Regions from separate parts of the Mus musculus genome. Here region 2 is linked to region 1. A link is a contact called in ENCODE Hi-C or POLR2A ChIA-PET data. All regions are on one chromosome and are shown on one strand. The core of a region is the stretch at or near the end of the contact, and the rest is flanking DNA. Distances in the headings are between cores, read along the strand shown.

The links. A loop is a pair of places that touch in the nucleus more often than their neighbours do. ChIA-PET counts read pairs that join two places held with the same protein, here RNA polymerase II (POLR2A).
Region 2: a map of regulatory T cell shows a loop between it and region 1 (4-fold over the local background). The contact joins the promoter of Klhl25 here to the promoter of Akap13 in region 1. A Hi-C loop is called at or near these places in 1 of 37 maps with a recorded cell type or tissue (regulatory T cell). POLR2A ChIA-PET finds 5 or more read pairs at or near these places in 1 of 5 experiments (Patski).

What each region holds. Positions count from the first base shown.
Region 1 is chr7:75,453,483-75,460,350 of GRCm38, reverse strand. Akap13 (A kinase (PRKA) anchor protein 13) reads right to left here and starts at 4,817. Exons shown (of 37, transcript NM_029332.1): 1 at 4,603-4,817.
Region 2 is chr7:75,843,620-75,850,474 of GRCm38, reverse strand. Klhl25 (kelch-like 25) reads right to left here and starts at 2,137. Exons shown (of 3, transcript NM_001122780.1): 1 at 2,002-2,137. Gm51489 (a long non-coding RNA gene) reads right to left here. Exons shown (of 3, transcript XR_003946804.1): 3 at 2,763-2,875.

The DNA of each region.
Region 1 (6,868 bases), core at 3,568-6,067:
GGTCAGCTTTCCCAGGAAAGAAGGAGGGTAGACATCTTATAACATTTTAGCTGGCTTCTCTGGGGGAATGACAGAGAAGCTAGTGGCAAGTCTGCCCTTTGGGGCTGGGATTTACATTTTATCCATACCAGGAGCTAATCATTGAAAATGTAGCACCACACACGGTATGGTGCTTTCTGGCCTGTGTTTCTCACAACAGTAGCATTTAGCTGACAGGATAATACTGGGGGGGGGGGGCCTGGGGGCTATAATAAGCAAGGATACTGAGAAAGATAAAATGGCTTGCTCAAGATCAGACTGCCGGTAAGTGGCAGTGTGTGGATGCAGCTGTCTGTATACCATGTGCTTTTAGCAGAGATCAACATGAAAAAACCATCCTTGGGTTCTACAAAACTAAATCTTTAACTCTAAGGGTTTTTACATGCATTGGCATCTCAAGTTAAAAAAGAACAAAAGTGTGCCACAGGAATTAATTAACCTTTCAGAATATTTCATTATTTTGGGTGGTGGGGACCAACTCTATGATCAAGAGTAGGCTTATGATGAGAAAATAAAAAGTATTACAAGATACCTATCCGGTGGCATAAAGAGCAAACACCTCCCACTCTCCACTTTCTTTCACTCACTATCACACCATGCAAACATACCAAGATACAGTTCTGAAAAGAAAAAAGAAAAAAAAAAAGCACCCCATTACCCAACACAGAATTCAGACAAGCACAGTATTTCAGTACTGGATCTGCAAGTCCAACCTCTTAGCAAAGACTGATGAAAATGGGTTTGATCTTATTATGATGACTGTATCAACACCAAGGTGACTAGAAAACTGTAAATGTGCGACATGGGCATGAAATAAACTTCTTCCTACAAACAGCTTCCTTCTCTCTTCCTCAAAACAGTAAGCTAGGCAGGCCACACAACACAGGGACAATCACTTCCATGTGGATATCCATCCTTATCAGTATTAACTGTAGCTCAGGACTAACTTTAAGACAAGCAAGCATCAGGTGGCTTGGTCTGGGATGTTTATCCCTACAATCTCAGGTTTGATCAGGTAAACAGTTCTAAAACTTATCTACTCTGTCTGGCACTTTAAACATTCTGAACTAAGTTGGTACAACTGACTTTAGCCACTGCTCCTCTCTGTAAATAGTGGCACTTGAAAAAGCAACTGAGTGGTGTACTCGAGTCTCTGAACTATGTATTCTGCTGACACTCCATCCCGTTCTACCTTGAGCAAACCTGAGAAATGTCATAAAGCCACAAATATTATTTTCAAGACCGAAGTAAAACAAAGGGTACTGACTATAACTCAAGACACTATGGTGGTCTGAATGAGAATGCCCTCATAGGTTCATAGATGTGAATGCTTGCTCATCAGACAGTGGCACTATCTGAAAGGTTAGGGGGTGTGTCCTTATTAGGCAATGGGGCTATATGGAGGGTCAGGGGGTGTGGCTTTTTGTGGAAAGATATGGTCTTATTGGAGGAATTATGTCACTGGGGGTAGGCTCTGAGGTTTCAGAAGCATAAGCCAGACCGAGACGCTCTCTCTCTCTCTCTCTCTCTTTCTGTTGCCTGAGGATCCAGATGTAGAACTTTCAGCTATCTCTCCAGCACCATTTCTGCCTACATGCTGCCATGCTCCCTTCTATGATGGCAATGGACTCAATCTCTGAAACTGTAAGCAAGCTCCAGATAAATGCTTTCCTTCATAAGGGCAGTCATTTTCATAGTGTCTTAAACACTAAGACAGACTCTTGCTAGTACTGAAAACAATCTCTCTCTTGTCATTTCTCACACTATACAGCTGTACAGATTTCATTCCTACCAAGGCACCTGGGATCCCACTCAAAAGAAAGCTAACAGGTGACAAAACGGTATAGCCTCTCTCATCCTTCTGTTCAGAGGACGTCTTTTACATTTATTTGTCTTTAGGGTGGAAGTTAATTCACAAGTGTGAATGTGGAGGTCAGAGGACAAGTTTCAGGAGTTTGTGGGACCTGAACTTGGGTCATCAGGCTTGGTGGCAAGTACCTTTACCCACTGACCCACCTTCTGTTCGGAACCCTCACTTTAAAAACACTTTTTAAAAGCCATGTAAAACCGTACCACAATGATCTTTTTAGCCACCAGGAAGCAGAATATTGGACAGTGTACTAAGTCTCCTAGACCATTTCATGCATTCCTAAGAACATAATATTACTACCCCTTACAAGGAAAGAAGCAAGCTCCAGAGTCAAGTGCAGTGCTCAAGGCTTCAAAACCGTGGAAGGAAAGCTGAGGATCTGAACTCAGATTTACATAACTCCAAACAGGGAATTTCTTCTAAACTATGCTCCCTCCCAATTTCACAATGAAGGACTGGGAAGAGCCATGAATGAATCTGTTCAGTAGCTTAAGAGTCTCAACAGGGAGAGTGTGAGGGATGCATTTCAAAACTGAAAATTTCTTTTTTTTTTTTTTTTTTTAAGTCCAGAGTGTACTCTTTAAATCCCAGTTATTTTCTAGAACAAATCAACAAAAAGAGTTTTTAAAGCTGGGAAAAGTGATACACACGCGTTATCTATCCCTAAGGAAACCAAGGCAAGGAAACCTTGAGCTCAAAGCCAACATACACTACAAGGCAAACCCTACACACACACACACACAGACAGAGAGGGAGAGAGGGAGAGGGGAAGGGGGGAAGGGGGGTGCTAGGCTCTTCATTCCAGCATGCAGGCAGACAGATCTCTGTAACTTTAAGACCAGCCTGAGCTACACAGTAAGACCCTATCTCAAGAGAGAATTAACAAAGTCTCCTAAAAGTAAAGTAAATTTCACCACAGATGTGCAAGCTAATTGTCATTTTGTACAAGGCCCCAGAATTAATGGGTTTCTCCTGTGTACACTATCACTAGCCAGTGAAAATCACCTCACCTAAATCAAACAAAAGCTAAACACCAACTGTGTGGACTTTTCTAGAAAAAAAAAAAAAAAAAAAAAAAAAAACAACACACACACAGAGCATAGCAAAATACCACCCATCACAATCCTTAAGGTGTAAAAAGACTAGAAAAGACCATTTATACTACACATAGTTCCCATTTAGTGAAGCAAATACCCTAGAACAAAAGTATGTGTAGCATGTTACCACAGTCCAGAGAAGGTGTCCTGGCCACCCGATTTTGCAGTATTTGTTTATATTATGTAACTAACCAATAACTCCCAACTTCTGTCCACCTCCTTTGCTCACCACACCCACCCCAGAAAGGAAAATTAAGCACAAAGACTGTGAGTCCTGAATCCCTGTGCCTTCAGAATATTTTTCCTTGGTTTCATCAGGTAAACGAAGCTGGGTTTCATACAAAGAAAAGCCAAAAACAAAACAGAAAACCCCACACACCACTTGTCCATGTTATTCACATAGAAAAAAAAAGCAAAATGCCATGAGCAGTAGCCTTCAAAGAAAAATTTAAGTTTAACAAATGTCAAAGAAATACAACTAAAATTAACATGAAGTGACGGGGGGAGGGGGGTGGGGGGGAGGCATTGTGTTTCAGTATGAATGATAGGGTTCTCTCTTGGGAGCTAAAACTGAATTACCATTACAGCGCAAGTCTAGTCAACGAAATGCAGCGGAATGATTCCCAAGAGATGATGGTGTACAAAGTGACACACTGGTTTATCTCAGAGTCATCTCGACTGATAGGAACTTCTTTACAGACAATGAATGCACGTTCAAGAACTGGAGCGCTCCTCCTGACCCGGGCAATCCAAAAGTTTGGGGGGTGGGGGTTTAAATGAGTAAGTGACTTCGGGAAATCATGAGGGTAGTAACAAAAAACAGACAGACAGACAGACAGACAAAAAGGCACATCACTTTGTAAATCTGCTCAACGCAATGAACTCTCAAAATAACTTCATTATGAAGGGGAAAAGCAAAGACTGAAACACTCAGAGATTGCTCAATCCATTTTCATTGTGAACTCCTGAGTTCACAGTAGAGTCTAGACACTTAGAGTTAGCCAATATTTTCAGCCGAAAGACAGACACTTTCTTAGCGAGAAATAAACTGAGGGTGCGTCTCGCACCCCAGTTAAGTGTCAGCGAGCCTATTTACGAAAAGCAGTGATTCGCTAGTTCTCAAAGTGCTTGCACTAGAGCTCGAGGGGCAGAGGAGTCGAATGCGCCACCGTTCCCGGGGCGCCCACCGCGCCCCCCTCCCCATCTCGGGAGAAAGCCCCCAAAGGTGGCCGGGGCGCGCAGTGTTTACCCGGCTTGACTGCCCCGGGGAGCTGCTCGTTCCCGGAGCCGCACTCTCTGTTCGAGCGGCGCGCCCCACCGAGCAGCCGTCCCTCAGAGGAGAGCCGCAGCCGGCGCCACAGAAGCGGGCAGCAGAGGAACGTGGGTCCGAGGAGGCCGGGATCGGCGGCCGCGCTATCCACCCCTGGCTGCCGATGCTAAGAAGGGTCCGCCACCCGCGTCGCGCCCGCGCGTCCCCGCGTCCCGCAGCTCGCGCGCGCGGCCGAGAGCAGCCGAGGGGGAGGGGCGGCTGCGCGCGCGCCCCCTCCTCAGACGCCCAAACTTCCCTCAACTCCCTCAACTAAGTTGCGCTCTCACCGTGCGGCTCCCCGGGCTCCCCCGCGGGCCGAGCCGGAGCAGCTCCGCGCCTTGGCCGCGGAGAAGGACAATAGGCGGCCGCTCCCTCGGCGGCGGCGGTGACGGCTGGAGCAAGGAGCAAGCACGGCGGTCTCAACCGAGCCCAAGAGCTTAGCAGCAGCAGCTCCGGCTCTGCGACCGCCCTGCACACAGACCTGCCCACCCGCGCATGCGCCGCCTGCGGCCCGGGGTGGGCGGTGCAACGAGCCAAGCCTAAAAGTTTCTATTGGACAATTAGACTACCCATCATGTTCTGTGAGCCCAATAGGAAGGCTTCTTGGCAGTTGGCTCTGGTTGCTAAGGAACGATGAGGTTGACCGCCACTGCTGCCAGGCGGCAAAGTGATCAAAGTCGGGTGGCTGGCAGCAGCTGCTGGGGAAATGCCCACCCACCTTCTCCTATCCGCCCCATCACCGGAAGCCACCCTTCCTCTGTGCGCCTGGTGCTTACCTAAGTCGGAGCACTTACCACACGTTGACGCTAAGACTCAATAGAGTCTTCTTAAGAGTCCAAGGTGGAGCGGCACAAAGTACTCAAGTATGTTGGATGGGTGAAGATTGTCACAGTGACTTTGAGCTATTCGATCACCACAAAATCATTGCCTTTGAGTTGCTATGGACTTCAGAAACCATCTAGTTGCTTCGGAGAAACCAAGTATGGACATGTTCCAATGGTGACCCAAGATACTACATTAATTGGTACAAAAAGAAACTTCTTTTTGATAGTTACATATTGTAATGTGTTATTAAGGGAAAACATGCCTATAATGCCAAACTATTTTGACATGTTATTTTTTCGGTCAATAGAAAGTTGGGGGGGGGGGGAGCCGGGGATTATGAATATTACGCAAGAAATGTGAGGTTTTCTGTGCAGTTTAATATTTATTGTGGTCGAAGTAAGAAAGGTAGTTTCCTAGGAGGAGAAGGGTATTGACTGGGAAGGAACAGAATGGAATCTCTGCGAGTACTGGCCTTGCATTTTTATTTAGGTGATCAAAACATATTAATATGAAAATATTATGTGGCTGTACCCCTAAGATAAATACCCCATTGGGGGACAGTTTCCTTTAAGTATTGGACTCCCTCTGGCCAACCATCTCCCAGTAGATGACCCAGCACCCACACAGCTATGGACAGTACAAGTTGAACACAGTGGATCATAAGTTTTTTTAAAGAGCAGAAGGAGAATAAGAAGTTGAGAGGGATGGGTTGGGAGAATGTGGCCAAAGTATATTATATGAATGAAGAAAATGTTCAAAGAATTATATGAAAAGATTAACTTCATATAATTTCAAAGTCAGTTTAAAAAAAATAGTAATACAAGATATGGACCTGCCAAAAACTGCAAGAATGGAAGTCACTGTCATTTGGGAAGTTTTAATCCAGACAAGGTCACTACCATCATGAAAATATTTAACAGAAAGTATTATCAGTGCCTGGTGATTGTACCAGGCATTTTCTGTTGTTAAATGTCACTTTCCCTTTTTAAAATTATTTTAATTGAAAAGATGCTTCATATAACATGTTTTGATCTTGTTTTCCCACTCTCCAGTTCCTCTCAGATCCTCCCCACCTCCCTACTCATCCAACTTCATGTTTTTTCTTTTCTTCTTCCTTCATAAAACAAAAGCAAAAAGTACGAAACACAAAAATGGAAATCAAACAATCAAATCCAGGATCAAGTCCAAAAAGAAAAAGAAAGCCAAAACACAGCACAATGAAACAAAAAGTCCACAAAAATACCACTGAGTCCATTTTGTGTTGGCCAATAACTGGAACATGAGGCCTGCCCTGAAGTGTGATTGATAAAACCAGTGAGAGTGCATTGGAGAAAACGGATTATCCCTTTGCCAGGGCATATTGATTGTATATATCTTCTTGCTTAGAGGCTGGGAGCCTATGACCCCTTCCTCCCTCTAGATGCTGGGACTCCTGGCTTGAACCTTTGCAAATCTTTTGTGTGCCAACACTGCATGAGTTCATATGCATATCAGTCCTATTGTGTCTGGTAGTCACTGTTTCTTGTAGTCATCCATCACCTCTGTCTCTTACAGTCTTTCTGCCTCCTCTTCCTCACTCCTTCCTGACCCTTGAGGGCAGGGGGTTGGTTAGAAGGTCCCGTCTAGGACTAATGCTCCAATGTCTGTCCCACTCTATATGTTGTGCACTTTTTGGTCTCTATGTTAATTCCCATCCACTACACGAAGCTTCTCTGATGTGGATTGAGC
Region 2 (6,855 bases), core at 888-3,387, 390 kb before region 1:
CCCAGAAGCTGCTGGGAAGCCAGGTCCTCCAATGAACCTGGACAGCTGCCCATCCTAGAGCTGGCCCTGGGAGAGTGTGGATGGATGGCTAGAAAAAATGGCTGCAACCAGGGCATGGAATGAAGGTTTGGTAGGCTCATGCTGGCTTTCCTTTTCTCTCTCCAAGAAGCCTTCATCCTTCTCTCCAGCTTCCTGTTACCTGCTCCCTGGGGTTCTGCAAACTGATGTATCAAGGTCCCCATCCATGAGCCAGCACCTCCTCCTTTCTGAAAGCAGGGTCTCAATATCATCTGCTCAAATGATTAGTTTGACTAAAGCCGTCTCTGCATACATAGCAAGCTCACTGCTCCAGGCCGCCCTCCTCCCTCTAAGACAGGAAGGATGCATTTACTTTACAGCGCACACGGGGGCATTTCTTTTTGTCTTCCTACTTTTCTCTCCCTACACTGGTGGCACAGGCTTAAGATGCCATCAACAGGAACTGAGCCACCGTGGAACACACAACTTGCACACGGATCCTGCACCGCTGCATGGCGCAAGGAACCCAGTTGCAGTTCGATGCCCATGAAAAAGATTTCGTCTGTCCATCCTCCACAATTTTTTTGAACAATCTCCCTGGACTGGCTTGCTGATAAAGGACTCAGCTGAAATATCAATAATTACAGGGCTGGGACAAAAGTGACTTTGCCCATCTCCACAGACAAAGCCTGTGATCTCCACAACCCTGTCTTAGAGGGACCAAATCTACTGTAGGATAAGAGCACCGTGGGTCCTCCCTCCTCTGTCCCCTGACACAAGCTTTCAGCAACACCCATAAAAAGTCCTCCCAGCATAACTGTGCCGCTTATGAAAGAGGCTCAGCAAACTAGAGGGTCAGGTGCCAAGTGCCCCTCCCTCCCCGTCTTACTCCAGGGGTGAAGAGCCCAGACATCTGGCATACCTTGTCCTGCCCTGAGCATGGAGGGAGAACTAGTGCCCAATGAACCTTGGCCAAAGCAACTTGGCCTCTGGTCTCCCCAAAGTACAGATGAACTACAAAGCCCCCGAGAGTCCGCCCCTCCCCCCAACTTCCTGTGCTCGAGTCTCTAGAAAGTCTCCCAGATTGGTAAGGTGGCACTTGCTTATAAACCCAGCTCTCAGGAGACTGGGACCAGAGATTTCATGCTCAAGGCTGGCCTGACGTTTATAACAAGACTAAAACCGGGAGAGGAAAAAAAGAAAAAAAAGTAAGACTGTGAGAATCCACTTTGAGGTCCTTGAGGCACTTGCACCCAAGTGTCTGGTGCCCCAGTAGGCACAATTCCCGAGTAGGAAAAAGCTTCTAATACAGCTATGAAGGAGACTAGTCCAGTGGGGATTTGCAGACCACAGCGGAATTCTCGCGCCAGGGCAACGCATGGGAGGAGGGGAATGGGATGGCGGGGGGAGGGGGGGGTGGACTACTTGCTACGGCCCTGCCAGATCGGCCACCACCTGGGTAGGTAGGGGCGTATGGCTCCGGGAGTGTCACCACTCTCCCTTGATAGACAACTTTCCAGACAGGAAGGACCCTATGCTGCGGGCCACACGGCCAGGCCCTGCTGTCTACTCTTCCCTGGTTTAACCCCTCGGCCCTGGCTAGGTACAAGCAAGTCGCGGGGACCTTGGCTAGGTGTGTGCACAAAGCTGCACGGTTCGCATCCTCGAAGACAAGCAGTTTCCTCTTTCTAGGATCAATAGTAATTTTTTTAAAAAAGAGAATCAGCGGACTCAATGAATCAAACACTCCCGGGAGAGGGTAGCCGCTCCTGCGCGTAACATCCGTTTGGAAAACAATTCATTCCCTTGGCGGGAGCTCTGAACATAACAGTACGGGGTCCCCAAGCTCGATCGAGGGGCGCTCCCAGGTCAGCACCCACTTCCCCGACCCAGTGAACTGGGCCTGCGGTCCTACGCCCTGCCCGGCGATCCTCGAGCAGGATCGCTCGCTGTCCCGGTGACAAGTTCCGACCTGATCCTCACCGTGCGGCCCCACAGGCTCTGCAGTCCCCGCCGCTGCCGCCGCCCCCGGCCGGCTCACCAGTCCCGGCCGCGATCCCGTAGCCGAACCGCACGGGCGCTGCCAACAAACTAGTTTCTCCGGCCTTCCCGCCCCGCCTCGCGGCCCGAAGCGCAGCAACCAATCATAAACCGCGCCTCTGTGACGGATGGGTCGACTGACCCGTAATACAGTCGCGTGAGAAGAAAGGGACGGTCGTCCAGGCCATCGGTGCCGCGGAAGGCGGGGCGGGGAGAGGAAAGCGACTGCCACCAGATTCTTAAAGGGACAGGCCATTGCCTTTCTGTTCTGGTGGCCAGAGTTGGGAGAAAGCAACACGACCTGTTCTAGAGCTTCTCTTAAGGAAGGTCTTTGTCGATCACACGCATTCTTCTTTCTGTTACCGAATCACAGCCGTTGTTGATCTTTTTAAAGACCAGCAATCTAATCGCTCCTATGTTAAGGAAATCCTTTTTCCCTCCCGGCTAGTTTCGATGCGAGGGAATTTCTACAGACACGAATCCCTGTCTATACTGGGAATTCCCAGATTTCAAGGGAGAGGACTTTAAGCTTCAGCTGTTCTGTCAAGCCGGTGGAAATTTCTTCCTAAACTTTTTTTTAACCCTTCAAATATCCTTCACTATTAGAACTCTCAGCGGTACAAAACTGATAGAGTAAATCTATATCTATACATACATACATACATACATACATACATACAACACACATATGGAATTTATTAGAGTAACTTTCAGGCTGTGGCCGGGGTAGCCCAACAATGGCTGTCTCCGGATATAACGTCTGAGAGTCCAACTGTCAGTCCACGAGGCTGGATGCTTCAGCTGGTCTTCAGTATACCTTGGAATTCAGAAGAAGTTGGCTATAATACAATGAAAGAATGACCCTACCTGTGAAACTTAAGGGCAGACAAAGAGCAAAAGCTTGCTTCTTCCAGGTCCTTTTTCCAGGCTGCCGCTAGAAGGTGCCCAGATTTAGGGTGGGTCTTCGGGGGTGGGTGGATATGGGGGACTTTTGGTATAGCATTGGAAATGTAAATGAGCTAAATACCTAATAAAAAATGGAAAAAAAAAAAAGAATGAAATTGGCTCAAAAAAAAAAAAAAAAGGGTCTTCCTATCTCAAATGATCCAACCAGGAAAAAATCCCTCACAGGTGAGCCCAGCTGCTTGGGTTTTAGCTACTCCAGATATAATCAAGTTGAGGATCAAGAGTAGACATCACACTTGCCCAACGCATCCATTAGTTCATTTAAGAGTTACTAGATGAGCTGGGGAGTGGCGCTCACAACCACCTGTAATGAGAACGCCCTCTTCTGGTGCGTCTGAAGTCAGCTACAGTGTACTTATGTATAATAATAAATCTTTGGGCCGGAGCGAGCAGAGACTCTAAAAATTCAATTCCCAACAACCACATGAAGGTTCACAACCATCTGTACAGCTACAGTGTACTCACATACATTTAATTAATTAATTAAAAGAGTTACTAGACCTGGGCGGTGGGGGCTTACTCCTTTAACCCCAGCACACAAGGCAGAGGAATGCCAATCTGATTTCCACACCAGCTGATCTATAAAGTTGATTCCAGGACAGCCAGGGCTACACAGAGAAACCCTGTCTTAAAGGAAAAAAAAAAAAAAAAGGGAGGGAGGATATTTTCTAGATTTCTATGTCAGAGAGAGAGAGAGAGAGAGAGAGAGAGACTGCCTGCCTGCCTGCCTGCCTGCCTGCCTGCCTGCCTGCCTGCCTGTGTGCTATAATTCTGAGACCTTGTAATCTGGTCTTGAAGTTCCATCGGCTTCTTTCTTCTCACCGCACCACACCCCACTATGTGATGCTCTGATGGATGGTTCTTGCAGGCAGAAGGAGTATCATTAAACCTTTCCTACAGGATTATTGTAAAGATGGAGGGCTTGGGAGCCAGTAAATGCTCAAGAGGGTGTCTCCATACCGCCTAGATCTGGAGACATTTAAGATGGAAGGGTTCCCATATTTAAGAGGAGCCTTGGCCAGAGCTGATCGGTGGTCTAATGTGCTGGCAAGAAACTTTCCAAAGGGACAGGGCAGCATCAAATAATTGTTTCATTAAATGAATGACAGTCAGCATTTATAGTTATAGGTGCCCTGCCAATTTCCTAAAGCAAAAGCATTTATATAATTATTGCTTGGATGAAGCCTCCCATGCAAAATTGATTCTTAGCAAGTTCATAAGCATTGAGTATTTTTTTTTAAGACTGTCTGTGAACTTACACATGCCAAGCATCAGAAATCTGGCTCACATTATCACTGTTTCAGTCTTCAACTCTGGGGCCTAAATTAGGTAGTGGCATACATTAAAAGCAAATATAGCCAATAAAAAGAAATCAGAGCCAAGAACATGTATTGAGTTATTGAATTTAGAGAGGAAGCCAGGAAAGAAAGAAATGAGCCTGTTTTGCCATCTGCCTCAGCATTAGCACAGACCCTGGAGCATCCCCCTATCTGTGAGGAGCGGGTGTGGCAGCAGTCCCAAGAAGGCGCCAGGGACTGCAGCTAAGTCTTATGACTTGCACCTGACTTCCTCATACACCTGAAAATAAGCCACAATCACCGTGAGAGCTGCGCAGGTGCACCAGGATACTGGTGAATCCATTTTGGTGGAGACATGCCCCTGCTGCCCTGATTAGCTGAAGCTGTGTGCCTGGTGAGGTGACATGGCCTGCCATGAGTATCGGATGAGGGCTGAGAGTATATAAGAGTGAGAGGCCCGGGTTAGAGAGAGAGATAAAGTAAAGAGAGATAAAGTTGAAACAAGAGAGAGGAAGACTGAAGTTTGCTGAATAAACTGTTGTTAGAAGGACTGGTGGTCGTGTCGCTCTTGCTGGTCGAGAGCGGACGCAACAACTATCAAAGCCCCTACCTGCCAAGCCAGCCCAACACACATGGAGTTCTGGGGTGCAGGCCCACCACAGTTAACTCAGAAGCCTCCGTGCTACACATACTTGGTGTCTTAGAGTTTTATTGCCGTGAAGAGACACCATGACCATGGCAACTCTTGTAAAGGAAATCATTTAATTGGGGCTGGCCTGCTATTTAAGCTTGAGCAGAGGAGACCTCAAAGCTGGCCCCCCACAATTTCCCACTTCTTGCAACAAGCTCACACCTATCCCAACAAGACCAAGCCTCCTAATAGTGTCACTCCCTATAGGCCAATCATCCAAACACATGAGTCTGTGGGGGCCATTCCTATTCAAACTGCCACAGTAGGCCTTACGGTTTTGAAGTACTACTAATAAATCTTGTGTCATTTATTGCTGATGCCAAGAAGTGCTTGCTGACAGGAACCTGGTATGGCTGTCCCCTGAGAGACTCTGCCAGAGCCTGACCAATACATATGTGAGTGCTTGCAGTCAACCATCAGACTGAGCAAGGGGACCGCAATGGAGGAGTTAGAGAAAAGACTGAAGGAGCTGAAGGGGTTTGCAACTCCATAGGAAGAACAACAATATCAACCAACCAGACCACCCAGAGCTCCCAGGGACTAAACCACCAACCAAAGAGTACACATGGAGGGACCCATGGCTCCAGCTGCTTATGTAGCAGAGGATGGTCTAATCTGGTATCAATGGAAGTAGAGGCCCTTGGTCCAGTAGAGGTTCGATGCCCCAGCATAGAGGGATGCTAGGGCAGTGAGGTGGGAGTGGATGGGTGGATAGGGGAGCTCCCTCATAGAAGTGGGGGAAGGGGATGGGATAGGGGGTTCACAGAGGAGAAACCAGGAAGGAGGATAACATTTGAAATGAAAATAAATAAAATAACCAATAAAAAAATAAACCGTGTGTCATGCTGAACTTTTTTTTTTATTGGAAATAGGTTCCTCTCTCAGACAATGCATCTCCACACAGTTTCCCCTCCTTCTGCTCCCTGCAGCTCCTTCCCACCTTTCCTCTCCCCAGATCCTCACCTGCTCAGAACTCTCTTATACAGCATATGACAGAAAGGGCAAAATTAAATATGACACAAATAAAATACCAGTTTGTTTCTGCAAGGGCAGCTGGACAATGTGAACTTTTGTGTAAATATTTTCCTTCTTCAAGCAAAGTCGGGGCTCTGTTAACGTGCAAGAGGAAAGGACAGGTGCCTGGTGTCAACCACACCCTACTCTATCCCTACTAAGATCGCCATCTATCTAGTGTTTTAGGTAACCCACATTTTAAAGTCTTTCAAGTTCTCTCTACCTAGCCCTGACTAACCTGGGACTCGCTGTGTAGAGCAGGCTAGCCTCAAATTCATAGAGATCCACCTGCCTCTGCCACCCAAGTGCTGGGATTAAAGCTGCATGCCACCACACCCAGCTAGTTTAAAGTCCTAAAAATTCTGAAATGGGGATGGGGCAATAATTAATCAGCAGATTCCTTGCCTTGCAAACATAAGTTGATCCCCAAAACATGTGCTTAAAGGATGGACTTGGTGGAATGAAGTGTTTGTGACCCCAGGAGACAGAAGGATTGCAATGTGATGCTGAGCAGCAGTCAGCCTGGCCAAGATGGCAAGTTCCAGGCTAAGAGTAGACCATGACTCAAAGGAAGTGGGTGGAATCCCTAGAGGTGAGCCTTATGATCTTCCTGGTTCTGTCTCCAGAGAGCTGGGATTAAATTTTTGCAGCACCATAGCCAGCTTAAATCATATTTAATTTAATTATCTTTAATTGCCATAAATAAAAAGAAGCTAGATCAGTCAGGGGTGGTAGCACACACCTTTAATCCCAGCACTTTGGGGGCCAGAGGCAGGCAGATCTCTGTGGGTTTGAGGTCAGCCTAGTCTACAGACTGAGTCCAGGACA